2 separate regions of the Homo sapiens genome follow, and region 1 is linked to region 2. Evidence: read pairs that join two places in POLR2A ChIA-PET (ENCODE). Cell type or tissue: OCI-LY7. All regions are shown on one strand. Each heading gives the region's core, and the rest is flanking DNA. Links, peaks and the distances in the headings are about the cores only. Region 1 has its middle 12 kb from the start of RNVU1-1. Region 2 overlaps PDE4DIP (phosphodiesterase 4D interacting protein).

Region 1 (5,384 bases), core at 102-5,101, 630 kb after region 2:
CTCTCCTTCTGTTTCCAGTCCCCTCTCTCTCCTGCTCCCTGTCTTCCTCACACTACCCCCACACCCATTTTCCCCAGCTCCCTCCAGCTTTCTATACTTCCTGCCTCCTCCTCCTTCTCTGCTCCTTTTTGGCTACCGTTCCTCTTCCTTCTCTAGGCTCCCACCCTACCCACCACCAGCCTCCCACACGCAGCCTACACTAACAGAAGAATGGCTACCACGAGCTGAGAGGAAGTTGAGGAATATGTTTCTAGTCAGGACACTTTGGGGGATCTTTGCTGGGGATTGTGAGTGCGGTGACACCAACCGAGATGATGAATATCAGCCAGTCCTTGAGGCCTGGGGAGGACCAGCAGATCCAAGGCCACCCCATACCTGGGGTGACCCAGAAGAGTCATGTTCACATTCCAAAAGGCTAAATCTGATTGCGAAAGTCCAAGGAAATTGAAAGCAGTAGGAGCCATCGTCTTTGCAAGTCCAGTTCCAAGTGGAAGGATCATGGTGCTTCCTTCCAGTCACCACAAGGTCAGCACACAGGCATTTGCATTGCCTAGGACTCAACTGGTACCCTGGATCCCTGGCTAGGGCCTGTCCAGAGAAAAGCTAGGCGTGGGGCCCATTTCCACCTAGGCAGAGGTTCCTGGGGAAGTTAGGTGCTCACCAAGAGATTGCCCCTTACCATCCTCCTGAGGGTGTGTGGAGCCTCAGCGCTGCTACCTCTTGGACTCCACCCTCCGGATGCCACCACCTCCCACTGTCCAAGCCTTCCAGTGAAGTCTCCAAGGCTCTGATTTTTGAATCATCCTGATTTGGTGCGTCAAGAGCTGCCTCCCACAAAGTGAGCAGATGTGGAGAGCTGCCAGATCTAAAAGGTAAAATCGCAAGGCATTGCCAGCTAGATAGGGACAGAGTTCCCTCTCTATTTGATGATTTGGATTCAAAGGGTAGATGTCATGGCCCCTAAACATCACAGCATGACCAGGGCATGCCACCCACGACCTGCAGTGCCCTTGCACCTGGTTAGGTGTAAATTATTTTACTGAAGCAGACAAGTGTTCTCTTCTGGACTTTTTCCTTCCTTAGTGGCTAGATCTCTCTCTCCCTCTCTCTCTCTCTCCCCCTGAGTCCCCCCATTCTCTACCCACCTTTATTTTCTCTATTTCCACCCTGTTGCCCCTCTTCCACCTGCTTTCTCCTGTTCAGCTTTCATGGTTCACCCCTTCCTTGCCCACTGGCATCCCCCAAATTAAAGCTGCTGCACTGTCCTGGGTGGGGAGGTGGGTATGGCTGTAGACAGTGCCCTCCAGACATGTCCAGGATGGGGAAACATAGTGCAGCTGCCAGCATAATGCTTTAAAAGAATGGCCACTTTCAAAAGCCTTTCACATCTCCTAATCTGGGATCTTTTGGGACTAAAACGTTATGGACCATAGTGGAATTCTTTTTCCTCCAGGACCTTGTGGTGGATGCCTTCTTTCACTGAGCTTTCATGTGTGGCTATTAAGTGCCAGTCCCTGCTCTTGGACAGGGACATCATTGTGAGCAAGTCTCAAGTCACTACTCATGGAGTGGGTCTGGAGCTCACCTCTGCAGGCATCAAGAGGTGTCAGAGAGAAAGGGGCATGGCCAGTTTGTGTCTTTCCCATGTGGCCACTCACTGAGTCCTGGGGAGTGGAAGTCAGTGCAAGGAAAGAAGCCCAGTGAGAAAGCAAATGGACAACATCAGACCTGGGGCTGAGGCCCCCACCTGCAGCGGGGCAGCCTCTGAAGCAGGCAAGGGGCAGCAGGGAAGGTCGTGGCCTGGTGTAATCTGGTGTTGGGTGCCCCAGCTCATTCATGTGGATGCCCAAACTTACCCAAAGGCAAGATTCAATATCTCTGTTCTTCAGAAGAAAATGTGTCTTCAGAGGAGAACGGAGAGGTTGGGGAACACTTTCTTACCCCCATGCTAACTGTACTTGATGTTACAGTATGGTATCTCTGTGCTATAATTAGTTAGCATGTGGTCATTAATGGAAACGATTGATGGTTTAAGCCCATTCCCAGATATTCTAGTCTTCATCTAAGTTCCCTCCCTCCCTCTTTCCCTCCTTTTCCTTCCTTCCTTCTCTTTCTTTTTAAATAGACCACTTTGCACTGAAATCTAAGTTCTTTTTCTGACATTTAATTCTCTCACAAAATTTGCCAAAATCTCTGAAGCTGCCTTTATCTTTCAGTCAGGGAGCTCATTCTGTAGCCTGCAGTTCCTCCCTGTCTCCTTCTCCTTTGATCTGTGGTTCCAAGTATTTAGCAAGTTCTGCCCTCCAAGGTGATTTCACCCTGTCCTTACTAGAACCTACACTGTCTGGAGTGCTGATGCCACTACGACCTAACTGATCTGCCATCTGGATTCCAGGGGCATCCCCAGGCACAGAGGGTGAAGGCACAGACATTGAAATCTTCAACTGCTCTGACTCCAGTTTGGTGCATCTCAATGCCAAGTATTAACCACATGATATCAGGATGCCACCAAAAATTGAATTTGGAGCTTTCACATTCTAACTTAGAAAAATTAATAGATATTACTTTATAGAACAGTTCTAGGCTTACAGATAAATTGAGCAGCTACTATAGAGAGTTTCCATGTGCCTCCCTGTCCTTCAATACACAATTTCCCCCATTAGTATCTTGCAGTATTGTGGTACATTTGTTACACTGGATGAACCAATATTGATAATTATCATCAACTGAAGTCTATAGTTCACATTAAGTGTTTTGTCTTTTATCTTATTTTTTTAAAACAATTCTTTGGGTTTTGAAAATTACAGTGTCATGACTCCCAAATACAGTATCATGTAATAGTTTCACTGCTGAAAACTCCCTGTGCCTCACTAGTTCATCCCTCCTTTCCCTCCTTCACCCTTGGCAACCACTGATCATTTTACTATCTCTATCTTTTTGACTTTCTCAGAATGTCCTACAGTTGGAATGATACAATATGTAGGTTTTCAGACTGGCTTCTTTCAGGTATTATGAATTGAATGTTTCTTTATGTCTTTTCATAGCTTGATAGCTCATTTCTTTTCATCACTGACTAATATTCCATTGTATGGATACACCACAATTTGTTTATCCATTCACTTGTTGAGAAGGGCGTCTTGGTTGCTTCCAGTTTTTGACAATAATAAATAAAACTGCTGTAAATACCTGTGTGCAGGTTTTTGGGTGAACATAAGTTTTCCTCTCATTTGGCTAAATAAGTCAAACTGCCATTGCAAGATTATAGGGTAAGATTATGTTTAGCTTTGTAAAAGAAAAAAAAAACTCCCAAACAATTTTCCAAAGTGATTGTACCATTTTGCATTTCCACCAACAATGAATGAGAGTTCCTGTAGCTCTGTTTGTTTGACAGCTTTTGGGATTGTCACTTTTTACAGATTTTAGCCACTCTAATAGGTGTGTTCTGTTATCTCATTGTTTTCATGTGCAATTTTCTAATGACAAATGACTTTGAGTGTCTCTTTCATATACTTATTTGTTATCTGTATATCTTTTCAGTGAGGTGTTCAGATCTTTTGCCTACTTTTAAATTGGGTTGTTCACTTTCTTATTATTGAGTTTGAAGAGTTCTTCATTTATTTTGGGCACCAGCCCTTCATCAGATCTGTATTTTGCAAATATTTTCTCTCAGTCTTGACTTGTTTTTTCATTCTCTTAACAGTGTCTTTCACAGAGCAGAAGGTTTTAATTGTAATGAAGTTCAACTTTTCAATTTTGTTTCTTCCATGGATTGCGCTTTTAATGCTGTTTCTAAGAAATCATCACCAAACCCAAGGTCACCTAGCTTTTCTCCTGTGTTATCTCCTAGGAGTCCTGTGGTTTTGAACCTTACAGGTAGTTATAAGATCCACTTGTGAAAGTTATAAGATCTGTATGTACATTTATTTATTTTTTCATGTGGTTGTCCAGGTGTTTTCGCACCATTTGTTGAAAAGGCCATCCTTGCTCTGTTAAATTGTCTTTGCACCTTTATCAAAGATCAGTTTATTATATTTATGTAGGTCTATTTCTGGGCTCTGTTTTCTTTTCCATTGATCTATGAGTCTGTTTTACATTTTTTCACCAACTCCATACTGTTTTGGTTACTGTAGCTGAAGTTGGCAGTGCCAATCCTCGGGGATTTTTTCTGATCTTCTCCATGAGAACTTTGTTGGGTTTCTAGTGGTCAGATTTAGGAAAGTGTGAGATTCCCCCCATGACTGGTTCTCAGAGCGTTTTTAATGCTCAAGCCAAGCCACCCTCAGCTTCTAGTAATCTGTCAATACTATTTAAGTTCTCCTCCCAGGTGCTGGCTCCAGCAGTTTCTGTTCCTGGTAAGCTGTGACTCCGTGCATTTGCCTGTCTTTCTAGTTTTCAGGGTGGCAGCGACCTCAATTCTCTGGCCGTATAAGAAGAGTTGTTGGTTTTCAGTTTGTTCAGCTTTATTCTTGTTGTGAGGACAAATGGTGACTTCCCACCTCTTTATATGTCAGAATTGAAACCGGAAATTTCATATAAAAAGTTACTTGTGGCCAGGCGCGGTGGCTCATGCCTGTAATCCCAGCACTTTGGGAGGCTGAGGTGGGTGGATCACAGGGTCAGGAGTTCGACACCAGCCTGACCAACATGGTGAAACCCCGTCTCTACTAAAAATACAAAAATTATCCAGGCATGGTAGCATGTCCCTGTAATCCCAGCTACTCAGGAGGCTGAGGCAGGAGAATCACTTGAACCCAGGAGGCGGAGGTTGCAGTGAGCCAAGATCACACCATTGCACTCCAGCCTGGGCAACAGAGTGACACTCTATCCCCCCCAAAAACAAACAAACAAACAAACAAAAAAGCTTACTTGTAATAAAGCTCACCAATTGCGCAGCCATCAGCAGTGTCACATTTTAGAATATTTTTGTCTTTTCCCAAATTCCCTCAAGCCTCTGCACAGTCATTTCCTAATCTCTGGTGCCCATGACTGGGCCACAACAAAATAAAAATTTGGAAAACCAACATCATTAAATTTCAACCTTTCTTAGATTAGGATTTTTAATAGTGAATCACTGTCTTACTTTTGTGACATTTAGAGGAAATATTGCATTTTAGGGACTTTTTTGAGGAACATAATAGTCCTGTTCATTGCTCTTCATTAGTTGTTTCATTTTTGCTGATAACTGATAGTTGTTACCAAACCTCATCTGGCAAGCCTAAATGAATGAGCTAAAAAAGAAAAAGAAATCTGCTATAAGAAATAGAGATAGATGATGAATTTGCACATAAGATTATGTGGAGTTAGTATTGTACCATCTTTATTCTTTCAGAAATTTGGTTGGTAACATTAGAGATACTCCTCACATGCTTGGAATGCCTCTCATT
Region 2 (5,384 bases), core at 272-5,271:
CCTCAATCCCTGTTCCCAAATTCCATATTTAAAGTAACTGAAACCTCAGCTTCTAACCTAGGAAACTTCCAACCAGAGGAAATGAAAACAAATTCATGATGTTGATCTCACAAAGCTGCAAAGCAATCTTGGTTACTTTTCACACTTGACATTCAAGACATCAGAAATACAATCTCCAGTGCCCCTCTCCTTATACCTGTCACGCTGCCACAAGAAAGCACTGAGGCAATGATTAAAACTATAAACATACATCTGTAACATTTCTTTCTAAACTATTCTAGCACTTCAAAGCCTGAAGCCTATTACTGTTATATGGAGAAATGTATACATACTAAATAGTGAAAAACATAGGACCCTATCTAGTGCCACAAATGAAAGAAGCAATACCCTCTTCTGGCTATAATGAGTTATTTGGTGAAACACTGAATGTAAAGAGGGATACTACATTTGAAATTATCTTTGTAAACAGAGAATTCTGACTCTGGAAGACCATTCTAGAAGTCATGTTCTGACTAAATAGCATGAGCTTGGTTTAAAGAAACCTAAAGGAATCAATAAAGAACAAATTTTAAGTAGAATTTAATCTGTACCTAATCTAATTTCACTTGTGTACAACAGTCAACTCTGAGACAGTATTGGAGATAAAAGTTGACTATGATCACTTTCATAGTTCTTGCCTCTGTTCTTTAACTTGGCCTTCCCAATACTTGCAGTCTACTATTACAAGACTACTCTCCTGGTTTTGATTACCTTCTGATAAGGATTATATCACTTTTGCAAAGTCATTCTTATAGACTCTCAATCTCTTTCCCGCTCTCTCATCTTAAAACTTGCATGCTTTTGATTTAAAAAATGCTCTCACTCAAAGAGGAGTTGACTGAATGGCAAAAATAATACACACACATGCATTTATGATATGATATGGAACATATGAAATGGATTGTGAAAGTTGGGGAAGAATAAACTTTATTGGCCCACAGAAGGGATGAGGGAACGAGAAGGGGCTAGGGATAAGAATGAATAAAAGTGGAAAAACTAAAACAGAATGATTTAAAATGTGCAAATACACTTTGCAACCTCCACCATTCAATTTAGGGATTGATATGTATGTACAGTGAGATCCATGTAGGCTAAAGTGAGTTTCACTTTGTAGTTGATGCTACTTGTACCAGTTCTATCATTAGTAAGTCACCGTTTAATTCTGCCAAAATCAGACAAGGATCTTTCTGGTTAGTGCAAACAAGGTTTTCCATCCTGGGCTGCAGTCTGACCCGCCAGTGCTCAGTAGGCATGCTTGTGATGAATTCGCACACTTTCCAGTTCCCCACCTCCAATGGCGGCCAGGGTCTCCAGCCTGTTTAAGCGCTCCAAGCTTCTTCCAAGAACTTCTTCTAGCCGACTGCGTAACACCTGAGCCCCTTCCAGTTCCACCTGCAGAGTTCGGTCTCTCTCAGAGCTGATTAAACATGCCACATGGAAGGAAAGTGGATTAGCCATCAACTGTAGTGAGTCCACATTTGTTTCCAAAGAACCATCAATACCACTTTGAGCCACACGACTTTGTAAAGTAATTGTTCTCCAGGACACAATAAATGAATGTAGTCTTTGTGTGGCATTTGTGTTCACTGCTGATAGATTAGTAAGGACTGTTGCTTTTTTTAAAAGCTTGCCCCTTATGCTAGATTCTGGGCCAATTTCACATAAAATTATAGCTCCTAAGACTTATCTCACACCCCTATAGCCCAAACAAGAGAAATTTCATTATTTGGCTAAAAGCTTTTGTTTCTGAAAAACTAAAACCCAGGACAAACTAAATATAAACTGGAGCAAGACTGAGCCAAGTAGAACCACTACTGAAGATATTTGTTTTCTCATTTGTTACCAAACTTGACGGTGGGATGGTGTGCTGAAAAGGAATCTGGTTCATAAAAACTAAAGCTCCAGAGGTTCTTTAAAAAGTAACACAATCAACTGGTCCTATCATACCTTTCCTCTGCCTTCATTTTCCTGGTAGAAAGAAAACATTTTTAAAGCCCAACAATAAATTACAAGAAACTGAATAGCAAAAATAATAATAATAATAAAAATTGAAAAAGAATAAAAGGGGCTAGTAGGGAAGGCAAAATGAGAAAACAAAAATGAAGAGAATATAAAATGATCCAGAGAGGTATCATATATGTGACCAAAAATCAAGAGGTAGAAGAAAAATATATTCATCATGATAGCTATTGGTGGTCCCAGGATGATATTAGCCATCCCAATTAATATATTTTCTTTGATGATATTAAATGAATATCAGTGCCCATTATAGCCTTACTCTTTTTCTTTTTTTTTGAGACGGAGTCTCGCTCTGTTGCCCAGGATGGAGTGCAGTGGTGTGAACCCAGCTCACTGCAACCTCTGCCTCCCAGGTTCAAGTGTGTCTCCTGCCTCAGCTTCCCGAGTAGCTGGGACTACAGGCGCGCGCTACCTCACCCAGCTAATTTTTGTATTTTTAGTAGAGACAGGGCATAGCCTTACGTTTATAATAGAACAGCCTTTAACAGGACATGGATCACAGAAAAGAAATGAACATACATTGAGTGCTTACTACATGCAAGGCATTGTTTTAGACACAAAAGCTGTCTTCTTATTTAATCTCTGCAATAGCTGTGTGAAACAGGCACTAATCCCAACTTAAGATTTTGACACTGAGGCTCAGAGCAATCCATAAAACAAATGACAAAGTGGGTAGCCCCGGTAATTGTCCCTCTTTTTTCTCCCCTCTTCAGTATCATAAGCATCTGCACTTAATGAAGAATAAAAGGCATAAATACAATAGTAAAAGAAATAAAAATTTCAATAAAGAATAAAAGAAAAAACAGCCTCTCTCTTACCTCTCTGGATGGGCATGGAACTTCACCAGACTGCTATAGAGCTGTCTCTCTGCTTGTAAGGCCTCATTGAGCCGACTCCGTTCATCTACTAGTCCTTCTAGCATCAGCAGCAACTGAGTAAAGAAGAGAGAGGAAGCAATACGCAAATGGCACAGTGAGACATGAATAAGAAACAAGAAAATGCATTAGCATGTACTATGACTTAAAAAGCCCACTATCTTAGTACTTAAGCTTTTGATACTATTTTATAGTTTTCAAATCAATGTCATATTATCTTTTTTTTATCTTTAAAACCTGTAAGGTGGAATTCAAACATGGGAGCAAAAAGAAGAAAAAGCAGAGAGAAGCTGGAAGCACAGGAAAGCAGCTAAGAAAAAGGAGTAAGAGGGAAACAGGATGGACAAGAGGGAAATGTATATAATAGGACTTACTAGTATTCTTCATTCATTCAATTAATATTTACTGAGCACGTTCTACGGGACAGACTCTGTTCTAGGTTCTAGGGGAAAGCTTACTATCTAGTGGAGGAAAAAGACATTCATTAATCATAGATGTGTGTCATTGTGAGTGTAATAAGTGCTATAAAGATAATGAGCTATGACAATGTATAATCAACAGAGTTGTTTAAGGTACAGTTAAAAGCCAGAATGCAGTGGGGTGAGTAGTTAGTGAGACAGATGATAATGGAGACAGGGAGTACAGGCAAGTAAGTCTTTTGGAAAAGTCTGGCATTGAAGAAAGGTTAAATGGGGCTGTAGCTACAGAGAAATTTGGGGCAAATGTAGGGGTTTCTTTCTCTTTTTTTTTTTTTTTTAACTGGGAGAGATCTGAACATGGTTAAATGCAGATAAAAGAGAAAGATTCAGTTGAGGGAGGTGACTTAGGTATGAGTGTGAGGGATAACTATTGGTATGTGTCCAAAAGAACTGCTGCTCTTTTCAGAACTACAAATGTCAGAAAGGGGCATCTATAGCTGCTACCGACCAAAGTAGGAAATTTTAGAGCACAGTTTCTCTAGGAAATACCATCAACTAACCCTCCACAAATAGCTGAGATTGACAGCTTTACCATGGTTTATTTCACAGTAGAAAAATAAGGTTTGAGCCGGGCGTGGTGGTGTGCACCTGCAGCTCCAGCTACTCAGGAGGCTGAGGCAGGAAGATTCCTTGAGCCCCAGAGTTTGAGGCTGCAGTGAGCTGTGATCATACCACTGCACTCCTGCCTGGGTGACACAGTGAGACCTTGTCTCAATGTGGTGACTCATGCTTGTATGTAATTCCAGCACTTTGAGGGGCCGAGGAGGATGGATCACTTGCAGTCAGGAGTTCAAGACTAGCCTGACCAACATGGTGAAACTCCATCTCTACTAAAAAAAAAAAAAAGAATACAAAAAAATGTAAATAAATAAATAAGGTTTATATTCCAGTAACTTACCTGTTGTCTTCGGTTTCCTGAAATTTCTTGACCCTGGGATTCTACTGAAGCAACTTTTTCCCGAAGAAGTAAGACTTCCTGGGTCAGGCGTTCCATAGCTGGTATGTCTTCAGGATCAACCAGTTGCATTTGCAGGTCCTAGAAGTCAAAAAATAAGTATGGATGTGAAAATAGTAATAAAAGGATTATTCAGCAGAGTAGCACGGGAACAAATGTCTTGAAATATTCTGCCTATACTTTCAAGTGGGATATGGATAATCACTGGCCAAGGGATTCGATGTGTGCAAATATTGTCTGAAGAGGCCCTACAGGTATTCTGAGCTGTGAACATTTCCAGTGGTCTTTAAAAAGTTTTGAAAGACCTTTATGAGATCTTCTTTAATCTGTATGTTCCTGGTCAGAGACTCCATATCAGCAGCCTGCACCTGCAGCTCTTCTTCCTGCACAGCCATCATGGACTGTAGAGCAGAAAGTTCCATCTGTGAAAAGAGGAAACAATGTCTGCCATGTTTACATTTTAACACTGAGGCAAATGCTTTTGCATATCCTATTACTATCAGCCAGTAATGGAAAAGAAAATGAGAACATGAATAGGGCTCTACAGCATCAAACCAATAATCCATGCAGTATAGTAACAAAGGAAGTTTTATGGGAAGATGTCATAGTTGTTCTTAATGATGTCTTCTACTTTAGCTGGCACTATAAAACACATCAAATTTGTTTAACAAGCTTATTATGATACTGAAAAAGAATGGTTACCATTAGCAGAAGCAAGAAGAGATGAAGTTTTTATGTAAGTAAAACTTCACCTAACAGATGAAAAAATGATAGCATTAGGATATCTCCATTTTGCAACCCTTAATGAATTAAGGGATAAGGCATCAAACAGCAACAGCTGCTAACATCACGAGAGATCACCAAACATTACATGACTCCTGATGGAAGAACACGCCACCACCTGTGAAGAAATACTGCCAAAAGTTGGCACTACATGCCCTAAACTTTCAGTGTTCTCATCAGAAAATGACAAGTACTTGGTTATGACAAACTTCATTAAAAATCATAATAGGCCAG

The links. ChIA-PET counts read pairs that join two places held together with the same protein. Peaks named below come from ENCODE experiments on the same cell type or tissue, not always from the same donor. Only the 100,000 strongest peaks of a DNase experiment are listed, where the experiment ranks them.
Region 1: POLR2A ChIA-PET joins it to region 2 with 5 read pairs; 2 of 35 experiments call an interaction of 5 or more read pairs at or near these places.

Annotation. Positions count from the first base shown.
Region 1 is chr1:148,347,709-148,353,092 of GRCh38, reverse strand. No RefSeq gene overlaps it. Among named protein-coding and RNA genes, the nearest start is that of RNVU1-1, 12 kb to the left of the region's middle. In OCI-LY7, for the core only: no CTCF peak of the experiment used is centred there; no DNase peak of the experiment used is centred there.
Region 2 is chr1:148,977,342-148,982,725 of GRCh38, reverse strand. It overlaps PDE4DIP (phosphodiesterase 4D interacting protein), which reads right to left. Exons shown (of 47, transcript NM_001395426.1): 21 at 4,673-4,789; 22 at 4,311-4,448; 23 at 2,877-2,989; 24 at 1,329-1,456. Among named protein-coding and RNA genes, the nearest start is that of NBPF9, 120 kb to the left of the region's middle. In OCI-LY7, for the core only: no CTCF peak of the experiment used is centred there; DNase peaks (open chromatin) are centred at 2,945 and 4,765; H3K4me3 peaks cover 352 bases; H3K27ac peaks cover 1,395 bases.